2 separate regions of the Mus musculus genome follow, and region 2 is linked to region 1. Evidence: chromatin loops called from intact Hi-C (ENCODE). Cell type or tissue: gastrocnemius. All regions are shown on one strand. Links, peaks and the distances in the headings refer to the core of each region. The heading gives the core; the rest is flanking DNA.

Region 1 (7,891 bases), core at 2,267-6,266:
GGTCTTGAACTCAAAGAGAAAACCTCTACCTGCCTCTAAATCCCAAATGCTGTCGTTAAAGGTGTGAGCCACCACAGCAGCCTTCTGTCCGATCTCTAGAGCAAGTTTAAAGAAATGCGTGCAAGGGAACTGAGTATGGACCATCCACCCAAAAGCTCAGAACCAAACCATGGCTGGCATATTTCAACACCCAGAGCTGTAATCTCAGCTGAGAAGCTCTTAAGTTTGTCATATCAGCCTTCAGCCCAGGAAGGGGTACCCAGACCTCAAGTTCACACATAGCTTCTCAATGGCCAACAACAATGAATGGGGAGTATCAGTCAAGGGAACAGGATGCTCCAGAAGTATACTAGAGAGGCTAGAGAGCCACTTACTCAATTGTCCCAGCAGGTTGAGGAACACGAAGGATGAGGCCAACAGGTAGCCACAGCTCCAGGTGGTGTCGATATAGTCACGCTGCTCACTCCACTGGAACCACATGCGGATGCCATCCTCCAGGAAGGTGCTGATCAGGCAGAGGCGCGCCACATGAGGCAGGTACTGCTTGGTGACTCGAAGGAACTGTAAGACCACAGAACACACTGGTGAGGTGGCTGCAACCTCATCATGACAACAGGTCAGAGGAGACAAGCCAGCTCTCTGGAAGACAGAGAGGCCCTCAGCAGGTCCAGTGCCTTGCCAGGGCAGACTGCAGGACTCAACACCTGCTTTAGATGCTCCCATCGTAAGTCTAGACACATGATGATCAACACTTAGTCCCAGAGACAAAGACAGCGTCACACACATCTGGCACAGGACCATAGGCAATGTCTAATACTATCTACCAGGTTTGTTCCACCCTCCAAAGCTATCAAAGGAGAAAAACCACAAGACACACAGTTCCCAAGACAAATGTGGGGCACACTAACAAGTGGGAGACACAGAAACCATCTGAAAGGCTCTCAGGATATCTCCAGTCTAGAAATTCTCACACCTCAGCCCCCTCCCATCCAGAGCCATCCTCAGCACTGGTGGAGAGCATCAGCAGAACACCCCTAACCCCTACCTTTGAGATGCCACAAGCAGCATTTCCAACTGTGGCAGAAAAATAAATCCCTCTATTTTTCTACCCTTTCCCACACCATCAAAATCTCTCTGGAAAGTTTAATGTCCTATGGGGTAACTGTGGTACAGACAAACAGCTGTGCTATGGGCTGGAAAGAAAGCACTGAGATGTTCTCACAGTCTGTATGATCTAAAGCAAGGTAAAAATATGAGAGATCAACAATGACTGCAGTGAAACTCAAGTGTGCCAATCGCCAGCAAAGGACAGTTCTGTACATCTACAGCTCCCTTCTGTCCCTGTGCAGATGGCAGTTGATGGTTTCATTAGACCGGCACACCCTACTGAAGCTAGGTGCAAATGACATGCAGGTGGACTCCATACTTTTCTCATACCACCCTTAAGAGCTGAGCAGCAAGGTGAAAGATATCATGGAGGCCTAGAAGAAAGAACAAAGAGCTGCCCATGGACTGACGTGTCAAGAAGAGTCTAAAGTGCAGAGTCTGACCCCACCAGGGCAGCGGGGAGAACATGAGCTGTGCAGGCCTTCCCAAGGCTGACTAAACCTCCTGTTGGACTAGGTGAGGATGTATGTAAGGGGTATACCCAAACTCTCAGCATGTTACAAGCTACTTCAAAACCCAAGCCACTGCTAAAACTACCATCTCAGCTGCAAAGCACCTGGGCATCCCACGGAGGGGTGTCCAGGCTTGGCTTGGTTGGCAATGCAGACAGGCTCAATCTGGGGCAGGGAACAGGAAGTCATAACACTGAAGCCCAAATCCTCAGACACAGCCCTGGTGTGTATCTGCATGTGCTTACTCAGCCCTACTGAAGAGATGGCACAAGCCACACTGACATCATCACAGAGACTAGCCAGCAGCTCTGAAGTCAGAGCACAGGCACTCAGGCCACACGTCTTCACCCTGTCCGTCCTTGTCTAACCCCAGCCAGCAATGGGCTCAAGGCATGGTGATCCAGTTACTTTTAGGGGTGGGAGAGGTTGCTACCCTCCAACAAGTAAAGACCATGCAATTACTGGCTGCTAAGAGTCCTTCCTAACTTGCAGAGTCAAAAAAATCTGTAATAAAAAAAGAAAACAAGAAAAAGGGGCATGATGACACAATGCTTGTGATGTCAGCTTCTTGGGAGGCTGAGGCAGGAAGTTCACTTGAACCTAATATTTCAAGACAATGTTTAGCAGCATAGAGACCCAATCTCACAATAAACACGAAAGGAAAAAAGAGTCCAAATATGCTTATGTTTTAGGGCCCTGGTAGAAAATACACATACAACAACATTCTGTTAGCTGGGGGAACAAGTGACACCACTCACCATCCCAGTTTCTACTTCATGGTCCTAATGTCCTAGAAATAGCCAGCAGTGACGTAATCACCAATAATCTATGAGAGTAAAGAACACCACCATGGATCTCAGAGCACTCCCAAGAAATGGCCCTCATATTGTCAAGTACCCAAACTAAGCAGTGCAGACCACAGGAGGGTGTGGACTGTCAAGCAGCCACAGACACTGGAGACGTTCTGACTTGCTTCCAAATGAGAACTGTTCCCAACACAATTACACTGGGGCTTCACCCACTGGATGAACAGACCTGCCCAGCCTTGCTGCAGTCTGCTCCTCCCTCAAGAACCTCACCATAGATGCTCAATTGCTACAAACACAACGTAGCACAATCCACTAGATGTAGTTAAAACATCCCGACAAGTCTGCTACTCTTAATTGGAGTGTCTGGGTCAAGAGGATTAAAGAGTAGAAAACAGTAATGGAGGGAGAGACAAGTCACACCTACCTCCCTCCCTTCCACACTAGCAAGGCTGCAAGACTGATGCAGTGCAGTATATGCTGCACTAAGCACATCTGCTGGGCTCTGCCTTCCAAAGACAAGAATCTATCAAGTGGGCACAGGGCACCAGTCAACAGCCTTTGATCGGCATCTCAACACAGGAAAAAAGGCAAGTTTAACAACAACGACAAATCCTTCACAAGCATCTTGGTCACAGCTCCTGGCTCACATCACGCCACTGCAAAGGGTTCCTACAGCCACATCCACTCTGTACTTGCAGGCCACTGCCCATGACCTGGCTCACGCTGGCCGTGAATACCAGAAATTCCATAACCTTGGTTCTCATTGCAGAGCCTGGAAAAACCAGTGGTGGATGCTACTGAGGAAAGCTTGTGGGAAAGTCAGTCAAGTCAAGCCATTGAAAAACAGGCTTCACAGCCGGGCGTGGTGGCACACACCTTTAATCCCAGCACTCAGGAGGCAGAGGCAGGCGGATTTCTAGTTCGAGGCCAGCCTGGTCTACAAAGTGAGTTCCAGGACAGCCAGGGCTATACAGAGAAACCCTGTCTCGAAAAGAAAAAAACAAAAACAAAAAACAAAAAAACAAAACAGGCTTCTCATGATAGGCAGTGAAGCATCCCGGTAGCATTAAGAAATGAGAAGAGGGGCTAAAGAAATGGCTCAGCAGTGAAGAGCTCAGAGGACCCAAGTTTGGTTCCCAGGACCCATATTTTAGCTCACAATCATCTGGAACTCCAATTCCTGGGATCTGATGCCCTCTTCTGGCATCTCTGGGCATCAGGTATGCAAGTGATACACATACAAACATGTGGGCAGAATGAGGAAGGCTCAAGTTTATCTCAAAGGGTTATCATCTCCAAGGTCTGAGGGGATTTAAGATATAATCCTATCTGTCCTGAGATAGCACCCATGAAACAAGTAAGGGTCACACAAGGAATGCTGCTACCAACATGCAGAGTAGAAAATACCAACCACCTCTTTGTGTTCAGGACAAAAATGGATCCATGGTAGCTTAGTCTAAGAAAATGGCAGGTTAGATTTTCTGACTGGTGGACCCTGTTCAAAGAACCACAGCTCAGGAATTGAGAGCAGCAACAGGCAGGCAGGGTCTGCTCAACACTGTGGTGGCTAATCTGACTCTAGAACCCTCAGCAAGTATGTATCAAACACCTTGGATAGGTCTCCAATGCATCATGGGTGTAAGACCTGCAAGACTACCCTTCCTTTTCTAAAACTCAAGTACTGAATAGAAGCCACAGTCTGTGAGGACTAGCCCTCATCGTACAGATACTAACCAGTCTCCAGTGTCTCTACCTCACTTTTCCAGAAGGGGGCACTGTCCAACCTCCAGTCAAGACTAGCAAGCAGAGAAGTGAGTCAGCTTCCCAATCCTTAAGGTAGAGGTACAAGATGACAAAGCACTGAAGAAGGGAAGGCTCAGGGCCCCAGGACAACAGGCCCTACCCAGGCCACATCAAGCCCACTCTGGCACTACTTCCACAAAGGCCTCATCACTCCTGGGTCTACTTCTGCCACTCTTCTTTTCTCTTGGTTTTTCCAAACAGTATTGTTCTGTGTGGCCTGGCTGTCCTGGAACGTACTCTAGACCAGGCTGGCCTTGAACTCAGAAATACACCTGCCTCGCAAGTGCTAAGAGTAAAGCCTTGCACCACCACTGCCAGTAGTTCTGCCAGGACAGCACACCAAAGTAAGGCCCCCTGCAGCCTTCCTGTCACCCTGGTAACAGCCATCAGGCAGAATCCATTAAGCCCTAATGTTCCTGGTTCCTGATGTGAATTCACTTGGAAGCTACTCTGCAATCTGTTTAGCTTGAATTAAGTAGCAGCCACAGGACATAGGCATGACTTTGAGTTCCTGGCTCTTTCCCACTTGGTTTCTGATGGCTTCGAAGGTCTACTTCCTGTATATCAGCACTTTCTTCAGAGCCTGGGTTCCTGGGAGCAAAAGGACCTCATCCTTGACTGCCCAAGGGCACGGAGCTTGATGCCAGGTCAGAGATGTAGCTCACTGGAACCTGCCAGCAGGATCCCAGCAGGATATATCCAACAGCACCAACATGGGGGGAATGCTGGATCTGAGTAACAAGCCCAGGACTGTGCAGATCATGACAAACTTCTCTGTAGCCCTGGGAAGATGGAGCCTTGATGGCCAGCCTCACAGGAAGGTAGGTGTCCAGTTAACAGCTCAGTGTTCTCATCAGCATCAGAAACACTTTTCCAGGTCTCATATGAGAAGCCCGACTTTCCAGGCAAATCTGATTTGCAAACTCAGTTCTACTTCTGTTTTCTAAAGACATGGATCTGTGATACTATCTGACAACACCTTAGAGTAACACTCCACTTTCCAACACATTAGATCCTTTCACTTAGAACGTTGGACTATCAGCACCTTCCTCATTGACAAATTTGTTTTCAAGGGTGCAGATGAATATCCAACACAAAAGCTCCCAGGACTGGTCACACTGAGGCCACTGGAAGGCTCCCTGATGCCTGACACTGGATCAGAAGAGCAGGAGTCACATCTCAGAAGCTCCTGTGGTATCCTCTGCTAACTTCCAGGTGGACTCTGAGGCTAATCCCTTAAGAAGGAACCTTCATTGGGAATTTTGGTTTTAAGCAGCAGGCCATCTACAGTACGGGCATCTTTCCACTGATGTGTAGCTGAAATCTAACTCCAGACCTGAGATGCCCTGGACACCAAGCAGTAGGAGACCCAGGGTTTCCTCCTGGGTGGTGGACACTGGCAAGTCCAGGAGCCCAAGCCAGTTACTTAGTGGGAGTGGCTACTGTATTCCCCACAAAAGCCTGTCCAGTCCCAAGATTTGGCTTCTTTCATTTAAATCAAAACAAAGTACATGGAGGACTTCATAAAAGATGAACTCTTTCTCCAGTTGAAATCTATCATTAGATAGTTGGCAGCTTCTTGGAGATAATTCATCTGATCTGGGTTGTGAAATCCACTTGCAAAATGGTGGGTTTTCCAGCTGAAGATCCTGAGGTGAGCCGCTCACAAACTTGGCTATGAAGCCATCTTCTTAGAGAGCTGCTACTCAGGAAGATAAAACTGGGTCACTGAGAATTATGTCAACGAAACCCATCACAAGAGGAAGACCTTGGTCCATACAATTTTAAAATTATGTATTTAATGCAAAATCGTGGCATTAGAAACTTTTCCAAAAGGGGTAGAAATGCCTTTAAAAAGATCAGCTCACAGGAAAATGGTTCAACAGAACTGAAGGTGAACATGGGGAGGTGACACCCCTCAAAAGGAGGGGTAGAGAAGCTCATTTGAAGATGGTCACACACACCCAACCTTCGAGTACTCTAGGCCAAAAAATGCCTCCTCGTATCACCGACAGCCACGAACACACTAAGTGAACCAAAACTGGCTGGCGGGTGGGCCCCGGCACCATTCAGCCTCCAGGGCTAGTTCAGGTTATATTATGACTTCGCAGATCTAACGGGACAATTTCAGAAGTCAAAGCCTCACACTCACACAACTCCCACCCCATCCGTCGAACTTAATTGTAAAAAGTGGTGCCACCTGCGCCTCTCTCCGGCTCTAACCCTGCCCAGCTAGTCGCTCGGGCCCAGACTCATCCCAGGCCTTCCCTGCGGTTCACAAGCCACCTGTACACTTGGGAAGGCGAGCCAAGGGGCAGGCTCCTCTCCTTCGGCAGCGTGGACCCAGATCGGGCAACCGGAGCAGAGTCCACGCAAAGAAGGAAGGGCCAGGACGGTCCTGGACAAGGGCGGAGGGGCCACGCAGCGGGGCGCACAGAGTACCCCCTTCCCCAGAGGTCCCCAAGGAGCCGCCGCGGTTCAGAGGGCAGAGGGCACAGAGCAGCACCGCGGGCCCCGGGAGCCTCCCTGGCCGCCACCCCCAACCCCCCGCCCAGCCTCCCCTCGGATTTCTCCGTAGAGCTAGGCAGGACGGCGAGGACGGGCGTCCGTGGGGCCGTGACGGCCAGCGGGCTGTGGGGCAGGCCGCACCTGGTCGGCGAAGTCCTCGGCCGTGCCCATCAGGTCGTTCTGTCCCATGGCGGCGGCGGAAGGCTCAGCTGGCAGGTCCTGGGCGCTCGCGCCTGCTGCGGCCTCCACAGGAAGTACCCGGCGGCCGGCCTCGCTGAGCCGCGGCTGCTCTAGCGGCTGCCACGTAGGCCAAGCCTTAAAGGGACCGCGCCTCCCGCCGCGCCCCGCCCCGCCTGCCGCGCGCCCTCACGCTCCAGGCCCCGCCCGCCACGCTCGAGGAGCCTGGCGCCGGCGCACCGCCCTTCACGAACAGGCCCCGCCTCCGCCGCGCGCCCTTCACAGGTAGACCCCGCCCCCACACCCCAGGCCCCGCCCCTCCAGCCCCTACGGACCACCCCTAGCCCTTCAGCCTCTAGAACCCGAAGCGCTGACCACTTTCCACCCTCACCAAGCAGCAGGTCCCGCCCACCGTGCTGGTAGACTTCCTGCCACCTGTGTCTCCCGCCCGTAGTACTTGCGGCCCCGCCTGCCGCGTCGTCAGTCTCTGCCCCGCCCTCCACCCTACCCAACACACCGGGGCCCTGCCCTTCGTCCGAAACACGGCTCCCTATTCTCTGTGGCTTCTTTAAGGGGCATAGTACGAGTATGCCATGTACGAGCCAAAGTGCTAAGCAGACACGCCCCGGGTTGAGGGTTATGGAAGGCAGGTGGAGGGGCTGAGGAGGTGGGGTGGGCACACGGAGCAGTCACTACCGAGCATGCTCAAACGAGGGTTCGACTACCGGCCTGGCTCGAGGGCTTTGCCCGGTAGTAGGACAGTGAGGCAGTGTCTCCACGAGATACCATGGAAAAATATCAGGTGCTGAGATGCCCCCACAACCAAGGTCCAGTGTCCTTGGGCAGCGGGACAGGTCCGAGGGCCACACAGCCAGGCCCAGCCTCCATCACAGGGTGACCCTATGATCCCCGCATGTTTCCTCCTCCGAGTTCTCCTCCTTTGAGTCCTCCCAGGGCCTCAGTTTCCCTCTAAAA
Region 2 (7,891 bases), core at 2,164-6,163, 80 kb after region 1:
GTAGGTGCCTGTGGAAGGCAGTACCTGGAGCCCACAGGAACCATTCACATGCGAGATCAAGGACGGCTAGACTGTGTGGTGGCCATTGGGAGACCTCTAGGTGAAGTGGTGACCCTACAAATCCTTGAGAGCTCCCTCAAGTGTAGTGCAGGTACATCTGCAGTCATGTGGGCAACTGCTGAGCTGGGGCTCTGGCACACAACTCCAGTGTACCCCACTTCTGGCAGGATGCCCCTGCTACACTCCTACTTCTCATGACTGGAGTGTGGCGATATCCATTTCTAAGATAGAGAACTGGGGGGGATGAGAGCTCTGGTGACGTGCCTCCTACTTTGTCACATTAGCCAGTAAGAGGGAGAGTGGTAATTGGAACTCAGCCCTGAGCAGCTGCTGCCAACGTGAAGTGTGGAGCGGGGGGTTGCTGTTTCCTCACTGCCTGCCCTTCCTAGGGGAGCAACTGCTGCTCTGGGGTAGGTTCACATGGAGGAAGACATGCAGGAAGATGCCTGGCATGACTTTCAGCACCAAAACCAACACAGTGGTGGTGAAGCAGCATCGTGTGCTGCCAGGGGGTGGAGTGCTGCTACGGTACTGGAGTCAACCTGCCCCGGGGACCTTCTACAAAGGTATGTCAGGTGCCTGGGCCTCCCTCCCTTCTCACTTTGTGGGTGTGCCTATGTTGCTATGGACAGGGCAGGAGAGAGCTGGTCCCAGTGGAAACTGGGAGCAGGCAATGTCTTCCACATGGTCAGAATGGAGTTCCTCTGTGGCCATGAACCAGATGGGTTGTAGATACGGTCCCTGTACTTGTCCCATTCCTCAGGCCACTCACTGCCTCATACCCTTGACCCTGGACCTCAGTTCTTTCAAGGTCCTCTCAGGCTTGTAAGCCGCTTTTCCTCAGCCTTCTTCTTGTGACTTGTATGTGTATGCTAGCACCCACAGGGAAGATGCTTACACTATATATTCCCCAGAGAGAGAACATCTCGTGGATTCCTGCTTGTCTTAGTCAGGGTTTCTATTCCTGCACAAACATCATGACCATGAAGCAAATTGGGGAGGAAAAGGTTTATTCAGCTTACACATCCACTTTGCTGTTGATCACCAAAGGATGTCAGGACTGGAACTCAAGCAGGTCAGAAAGCAGGAGCTGATGCAGAGGCCATGGAGGAATGTTCTTTACTGGCTTGCTTCCCCTGGCTTGCTCAGCCTGCTCTCTTATAGAACCCAAGACTACCAGCCCAGAGATGGCACCACCCACAAGGGGCCCTCCCACCTTGATCACTAATTAAGAAAATGCCTTGCAGCGGGATCTCATGGAGGCATTTCCCCAACTGAAGCTCCTTTCTCTGTGATAACTCCAGCTGTGTCAAGTTGACACAAAACCAGCCGTACACTGCTTTACCCAGAATCCAAACAGTATCAGCCCTCTTGATCACCTCAGGGTTTTGATGTAAAAACAAGATGATTGAAGATGTCTTACCTCGACAACTCCAGACATTTTTGCATGGCCCAGGTCTCACGTGAAAAACACTACAACTGGGGTGTTGCCTCTGCAAAGGAGAGGCTTCATGTTATCACCCTTTCCCCTGCCACCTCCAGCCATGAGCTGTGTTGGCAGCAAGGTCCCATCCGGGAGCCCACTGGCTTCCTCCTCCTTCCTTCTCACTTCTCACATGCAGACGATCTGCCTCGAAAGAGAGGCTTAGGTGCAGCGGGGTTCCCACTGATGACGTCACTGGACAGCACAGTCAAACTCAACTTCTTAGCCAGTTCAGCGTTTTAAGTACTGTGTAGCCCAGTTTATTGACTTCTCTTTTAAGGTGCCCAGCCCAAAGCATGCCACTGTTGCCTTCTCCCCACAGAGGGCACCAACACCTCTCAGTCCCTTTAAATATTAGGAATTACGATGTACATGTGTGGGCATGCACATGGCACGATGTGGGTGTGGCGGACAGAGGGCAACTCCACCACGGAGCCAATTTTCTTCTTTTATCTTTACACGGGTTCTTGGGATTGAACTCAGGCAATCAGGCTTGTGTGGCAAGAACCAAAAGCTTTTCCGCCCTCGTCGAAGTTAGGGTGTGTGTTTGTGGGGACGGGGCTGAGGGTCAGTGATAGAGGTTCTTTCCTGCCATGGGGATCCTAGGAATCAGACTTAAGTTGTCTGCCTTGTACAAAACACTTCTGCTGAGCCACCACTGCCTGCCCCTTTCAGATCACTGCCTGAAGCTAGTCTATTAGAAGTGGACAGAGTAAAGGCCCACCAGAGGGACGGGAGAGGCAGTCAGGGAACCCCCTGGTGTCAGTAGTCTCCCTGAGGTGGCCCTCACCCAGCCTATCATTGTTCTTGCCTGCAGAATGTGACAGGCAGCTCTTTGGACCTCGGGGTGAAATTGTGAGTCCCTCACTGAGCCCAGACGGGAGGAAGGCAGGGACCTGCAGGGTCTTCATCAGTGTGGCTCCACAGGCCCGCATTGCCATCCGCGCCCTGGCCAGTGATATGGGCACTGCTTCTGAGGGGACCAATGCCAACTATGTCTCGGTGAGGCCACGAGGATGGGGACAAAAAGGGGGTAATCTTTTGATACGATTCTGGAGAGCTGTCTCTAGGAAGGAGGGAGGGAGTGTTGGCATTAGGGAACACTTTTAGCTTATTTTTCATCCAAAACTTCAAAATTATTGGAAAGAATGGGAAGGAGGGTTTCTGCCACTCACTCACTCACCAGGGAATGCTTGTGGCTCTACCCACAAGAAGGAAGAGAGAAGGCCTTCCCTGGGAGTCCATTGCCTGTTGACCCAGCGTGGAAGCATCGTGTTTGTGTCTGGTGTTTTGTTTGTTTTCAGAAGAGCATAGGTAGGGTTGCGATTCAGTATGCTCTACAAGGCACCAGAGCACCTCAGACTTAGTCTTGAGCAGGATCCTAGCTCTTGTACCTGGTTGTGTGTTCTGGGGAGTTTCTTGGGTAGAACCGAGTGTCCCTCATGTGGGCTCCTTTAAGAAACAAAAATGACTCTGAGTAGCCAGGAGTTTATAAATAATGATCACTCATGGCCTGTTCTGGCTACTTGCTTCTCCACAGATCAGGGACATCCACAGTCTGAGGACCACAACATTTTGGGGGCAGCAGGTGCTCTACTGGGAGTCCGAAGGCAGCGAGGCTGAACTGGAGTTTAGCCCTGGCTTCCTGGAGGCACATGCCAGTCTCCAGGGCGAGTATTGGACCATCTCACCTAGGACATCGGAACAGGACGACAGCCTGGCTCTGTCCTAGGTTTCTCTCCAACAGCCGGGGAGTATGCAACTTTAGCCTCTTTAGAAGTTCTAATGCCTGCTAGCCTTAGGGAACCTCTTTTAGTGACCTTTTCCAGGTGCAGAAGGGCTGGGACTGGGAGGTGGAGATCAGAAAAACAGTCCCAGCCCCCAGTGGTTAATAAAGGATACAGGATACCAGACTGGAGTTTTCCTCCCATAACCTGCCGCCCATTACAAGCCTAGCTCGAAAGCTCATTCTACTGCAAGGCGGAGTTCCTTGGAGGTCTGAACAAGGCCTTTGCCACTTCTGGATGACGTCTTCCAATCTTGCAAAGAGGAAAGGCCAGACCGGATCCAGCGCACCTGCTGGGTGGCAAAGGGCGTCTGACAGTCTGTAAACACGCCCCTTATGCTATACTCCATTTCCTCCCGCCCTCCCCCCGCCCCCCGGCTATGGCCTGCGGGCCCGCCCCTATGCTAATCACCACCTCTCCCACAAGGCCGCGCGCGGGTGGACACGTCTCTTTGTGCGCGCCTGGGGCTGCGCGCAGCGTTTAGCATGAGCGGCTCGGGCGCCGCCGGAGCGGCCGCGGGCCCAGCCCCGCCGGCACAGGAAGAGGGCATGACTTGGTGGTACCGCTGGCTGTGCCGCCTGGCGGGAGTGCTAGGAGCGGTGTGTGAGTATCGGGTCCAGGGAGCGGGCGTCCCCGGGGTTGCCATGGCTCCCGGCCTCAGGCCTGCAGTCCACCGCCGGAACTCGATGGCTTACTGCCCAGTTGTTGCGGCCCTGATCAGAGGAAATGAGACTCACAGAGGACGCGCGTCTGCCCCTTCCCGGCCCTGCCTCGGCCTGGTGATGCTTACCTGGGCTGGGGTGGGACTGCCAAGTTCCCAGCCTTTGGACAAAACTTGTTCATAAATGGGGGGCAGCTCTCCACAGGCTGGGAAGTTTGCTTGGGGGTCAGATGGTGCCAGGAGAAGAGTGGCCCCTCAGGGTGGCTGGGCAGTGATCGGAGTTCTCCTCGGGTTCCTACTGTCCACACTCTCCTAATGCTTCTCGTCGGCCTAGTATCCTCCACACCAGCAAGCTTTCTCTGCTCTTGTAAAGAGGAAGGCAGGTCCGCCTCTTCAGTGCAGCTATGTTGCTGGCCTTCCAAACAGTGTGTTTGCTAAATCCTGGGTGTCCCTTTCATTGTGAATTCCTAGAAGTCCAGGTGAGTGCTGGGAAGGCCCGAGGATCCATTGCCTACCTGGTACCAGAGCAGGAACTGTGTGGGTAGGGGAAGACTCATCCGTTTTCCTGTCTGGAGGAATACCTTGGAGCCCCATCTGTCCAGACGATCTTGCTAGTCAGATGGATAGGGTAGAGTTAGGTATGTGCTGCCCTGGTAAGGCAGCTCTGGAAGAAGTCTGCTGAGGTTGATCAAATCCTCTTCAGTGCAGTTAGCTAGTTCAAGGTGGTATTAAGGGGTGAGGGACAAGGAAGGGCCTGACCATGACCTGTAGGCGGCTATCCTCCCTCCGTCATGGTGATTCAGTCAGTGACCAGGTGATTTCTAGATTAGATTGACTTTGGAAATCCCACCCAGTCCCATACTTCCTGTGGGTACCTGTGCTACTCCCGAAGGCCTCCCTAATCCTCCTGCCGAGCCAAGCTATCAGTGAAACCTTACTGGAGACCTGTGGCCGTAGCTTAAATTGTTCCCTGAACCTGATCATTGGGATCAGGGGGGTGGACATCAAGGTTTTGAATACTGGCATATCATAGGAGGGAAGGATATCGTGTATTTGCTTTAAAAACTCAATAGGGGTTTGGCAGGAGCTATGGCTTAGCCGGTCACTTTGACATAGGGCTATCCTCTCTTGGAATGGAGGATATTCTAAGGGGCTTATTATTTATTGGAGGGATTTATTCTGGTCCCAAAGACCTCTGTAGACAGAGGAAGAAAGGATTATAGGGACATCTCCTTTATATGGAAGACATGAGCATTATTAGCACCCCAAGTGAGTGGATGTATTTGAGTCCTTGGTTGTCAAAGGACTCCTGTTCGTCTGAGTTGCGACCTGGTCCTCCCAAAGGTGGCTCTGTAGGACAGCATGGTGGAGTAGCTCTGTAGATGGAATGCTGAGGACAGGAGTGCAGGCCTTTCAGGTGAGACCAGGCCTAGCTCCACACAGGCAGGGGGCCGACAGTCTTTCACTTCTGTGGCCCTGGAAGCTTTGCTGCGTGAATGAGTGCTGCGTTGAGTTCTTTATTAGAGGAGACTTTGTGACATAGAAGCTGTGCCACTCATTTGGTCCATTCTCCTGCATCAGTTCCCATTTGGATAATGTAACACAGGAAAGTGGAAAATGGTGGAATTCCAGGCCCAGTGGAGGGATCCGGTGACCCAGGCCTGCTGCAAGTTTAATAAGTTGGTGCTAATTGCAGCCTCAGAGGGCCAACACTCTGCCCTCCCTTAGCTTGTGTCCTGCCAGAATGGGCAGCTCTCAGCAATGTCCTCAGAGGCTCCCAGAGTTCCTGGTGAGGGACTTCTTGGTGAAGCCTGGGTGGCTGGGGCAGACTGTAACCTGAAGGTGCAGTCAGAGGGGAGGGGCCTCGCTGGGCTTCCACACTGGAGAAGAGCACACACACTGTCCCCTCTTGGTGTCCTGCTATTCAGGTATTGGGGCACAACCTGCTCATGTGTAGGAGAGAAAAATGAATTAGGAAAGCAACATGTTCAGGGTCACGTGGCTAATGTTTTAGATGGGATTGTCATTTGAATCTTCCCTGGTGTATCATAAGAGGCATCCCTGTCCTGACCCAAATTCAAGATGTGGCCAGACGTAGTGAAACATGCTTGGAAGTCCCCAGGAGGCTGAGAGAGAGAGAGCAAGATAGTTTGAGGTCAGCTTGAGCTATAGAGCAGGACTCTGCCTCAAAGGAAAACCAAACCAAACACCCTCACCAAGCAAGCATAAAGAACAACCCCAAATAAGTCGGAGTGGCCTTTACCAAGTTAGAAGACATTTTTGAGTAGTTTACCTGGTGGCTGCAGACTGATAGGCTAAGATTCCCACTGAAGTCGGAACAGGCCTGACTTTTTAATTTTTTAATTTTTATTTTTTAAAGATTTATTTATTTTATATATGTGAGTACACTGTCTTCAGGCACGCCAGAAGAGGGCATCAGAACCCATCATAGTGGTTGTGAGCCACCATGTGGTTGCTGGGAATTGAACTTAGGACCTCTGGAAGAGCAGTCAGTGCTCTTAAACCTCTGAGCCATCTCTCCAGCCCCCCAGGCCCTACTACTACTTCCTCTTCCTCTTCCTCCTCTTCCTCCTCTTCCTCCTCCTCCTCCTTCTTCTTCTCTCCTTCTTCTTTGAAAAGATATCTCTCTTTATTCAGTTGAGATTGGATACATATTAGTGTATTCAGACTCATTAATGGGCATACAAGAGCTGAAAAACCTGGAAGCCATACTATATCATGGATTTTTTTTTTAAATGTTACAAAAGTCAAAGGATTGGCATATATTCTCAGAAAAAAAAAGGAGTTGACATACTTTTGTGAAAATCAGACTATATATAACGTGTTGTTTTTTGTTTTGTTTTAGTAGACGAAGCTTTAGTAGACTTCTCATTTTATAAGTAACACTAGTCAGCACAGCCCAGCCCAGCAGCAACCAGTGAGAGCCAGGCTTGAGGGCTCAGAACAGTCTACCTACACCAGAGTAGACCAGTTAGAACTCTAGTCTCATCTGGTGGTCTCAATATGAGAGGAAAAAAGACAAAAAACAAAAGAACAAAAAACTATGGAGCTAACAGAAGAAAATCAAAGTTTCTTAAACTAGGTTAGAAATCCGAAAGTATCAAGCCTGAGATTCTCCACCAAAGCCCATCCCACTCTGGAAGCTCTTTTCTATTTTCCCTTAAAAACAAAACAAAATTTCCTAACAAAAGCCAGCTGTCTACATTAAAATTAAGAATGTCTGTTTGGTGAAAACCCCCTAGATACACAAAGTGCTATTTTGAGGGGTTTTGCAGTGGCCAGAACACAAGCAACTCCTCAAGGAAAAGAGACGCACGCAAGAGGAAGCCACCTCCCGAGAAAACAGCCGCTGACAAAGAAAAACCAGAAGGTGGCCGTGCATAAGAAATGGTCTTCAGATAAAGGGATATTAAGATATGTGGTGCTTTATATACATTGACTACCAAAATCAGGATTTACAGCGACAGATGCTGGTAAAGATAAGGAAAGAGAAGCCCCAAGAAAGGCCAGTTTGCGTTCTAAAGAAAACTATGGAGAAACCAGGAAAATGAGCCTGTATAACCCACAGTCCCAGCCTGGACAGGTACACCAAAGAATGACCCACCCCGGCCCAGAGGGGACACATTAAAGATGTTCGCTGTCAGGCCTGACTTCTTGAGAGGGTTTGATAATAACCTGGAACCAAGGGGCAGCTCATCAGAGCCTTAAGCCTTTATATCCTCCAGGTATGAAAGTAGCTAGACTTGAGCTCAAACGTAAACTTACTACTCTCTGCTGTCTCAGGTGATGGTGGTTGCTGAGGGAAGCCCTAGTGCTGAGCGTCTAAAGGGAGCCTCATGTGTTCTCAGTGCCTTCTGCACACTCTGCCATACTCTGCTA

What was found. Hi-C counts contacts between places; a loop is a spot of excess contacts. Peaks named below come from ENCODE experiments on the same cell type or tissue, not always from the same donor. Only the 100,000 strongest peaks of a DNase experiment are listed, where the experiment ranks them.
Region 2: a loop joins it to region 1, with 2.0 times the contacts of the local background. A loop is called at or near these places in 17 of 42 quality-filtered maps.

Annotation. Positions count from the first base shown.
Region 1 is chr2:26,926,395-26,934,285 of GRCm38, forward strand. Surf4 (surfeit gene 4) reads right to left here and starts at 7,117. Exons shown (of 6, transcript NM_011512.3): 1 at 6,881-7,117; 2 at 375-561. The coding sequence starts at 6,928. Gm36591 (a long non-coding RNA gene) reads right to left here and starts at 6,874. Exons shown (of 2, transcript XR_374179.1): 1 at 4,163-6,874; 2 at 1,854-2,445. Stkld1 (serine/threonine kinase-like domain containing 1) reads left to right here and starts at 7,662. Exons shown (of 19, transcript NM_001379463.1): 1 at 7,662-7,718. The coding sequence starts at 7,704. In gastrocnemius, for the core only: a CTCF peak has its summit at 4,178 (motif pointing right); a DNase peak (open chromatin) is centred at 4,193; H3K4me3 peaks cover 1,852 bases; H3K27ac peaks cover 1,661 bases.
Region 2 is chr2:27,006,173-27,014,063 of GRCm38, forward strand. It overlaps Adamts13 (a disintegrin-like and metallopeptidase (reprolysin type) with thrombospondin type 1 motif, 13), which reads left to right. Exons shown (of 29, transcript NM_001001322.2): 26 at 5-151; 27 at 450-626; 28 at 2,361-2,545; 29 at 3,084-3,453. The coding sequence ends at 3,275. It overlaps Cacfd1 (calcium channel flower domain containing 1), which reads left to right and starts at 3,754. Exons shown (of 6, transcript NM_029862.4): 1 at 3,754-3,933. The coding sequence starts at 3,816. In gastrocnemius, for the core only: a CTCF peak has its summit at 3,929; DNase peaks (open chromatin) are centred at 3,746 and 3,972; H3K4me3 peaks cover 2,020 bases; H3K27ac peaks cover 2,159 bases.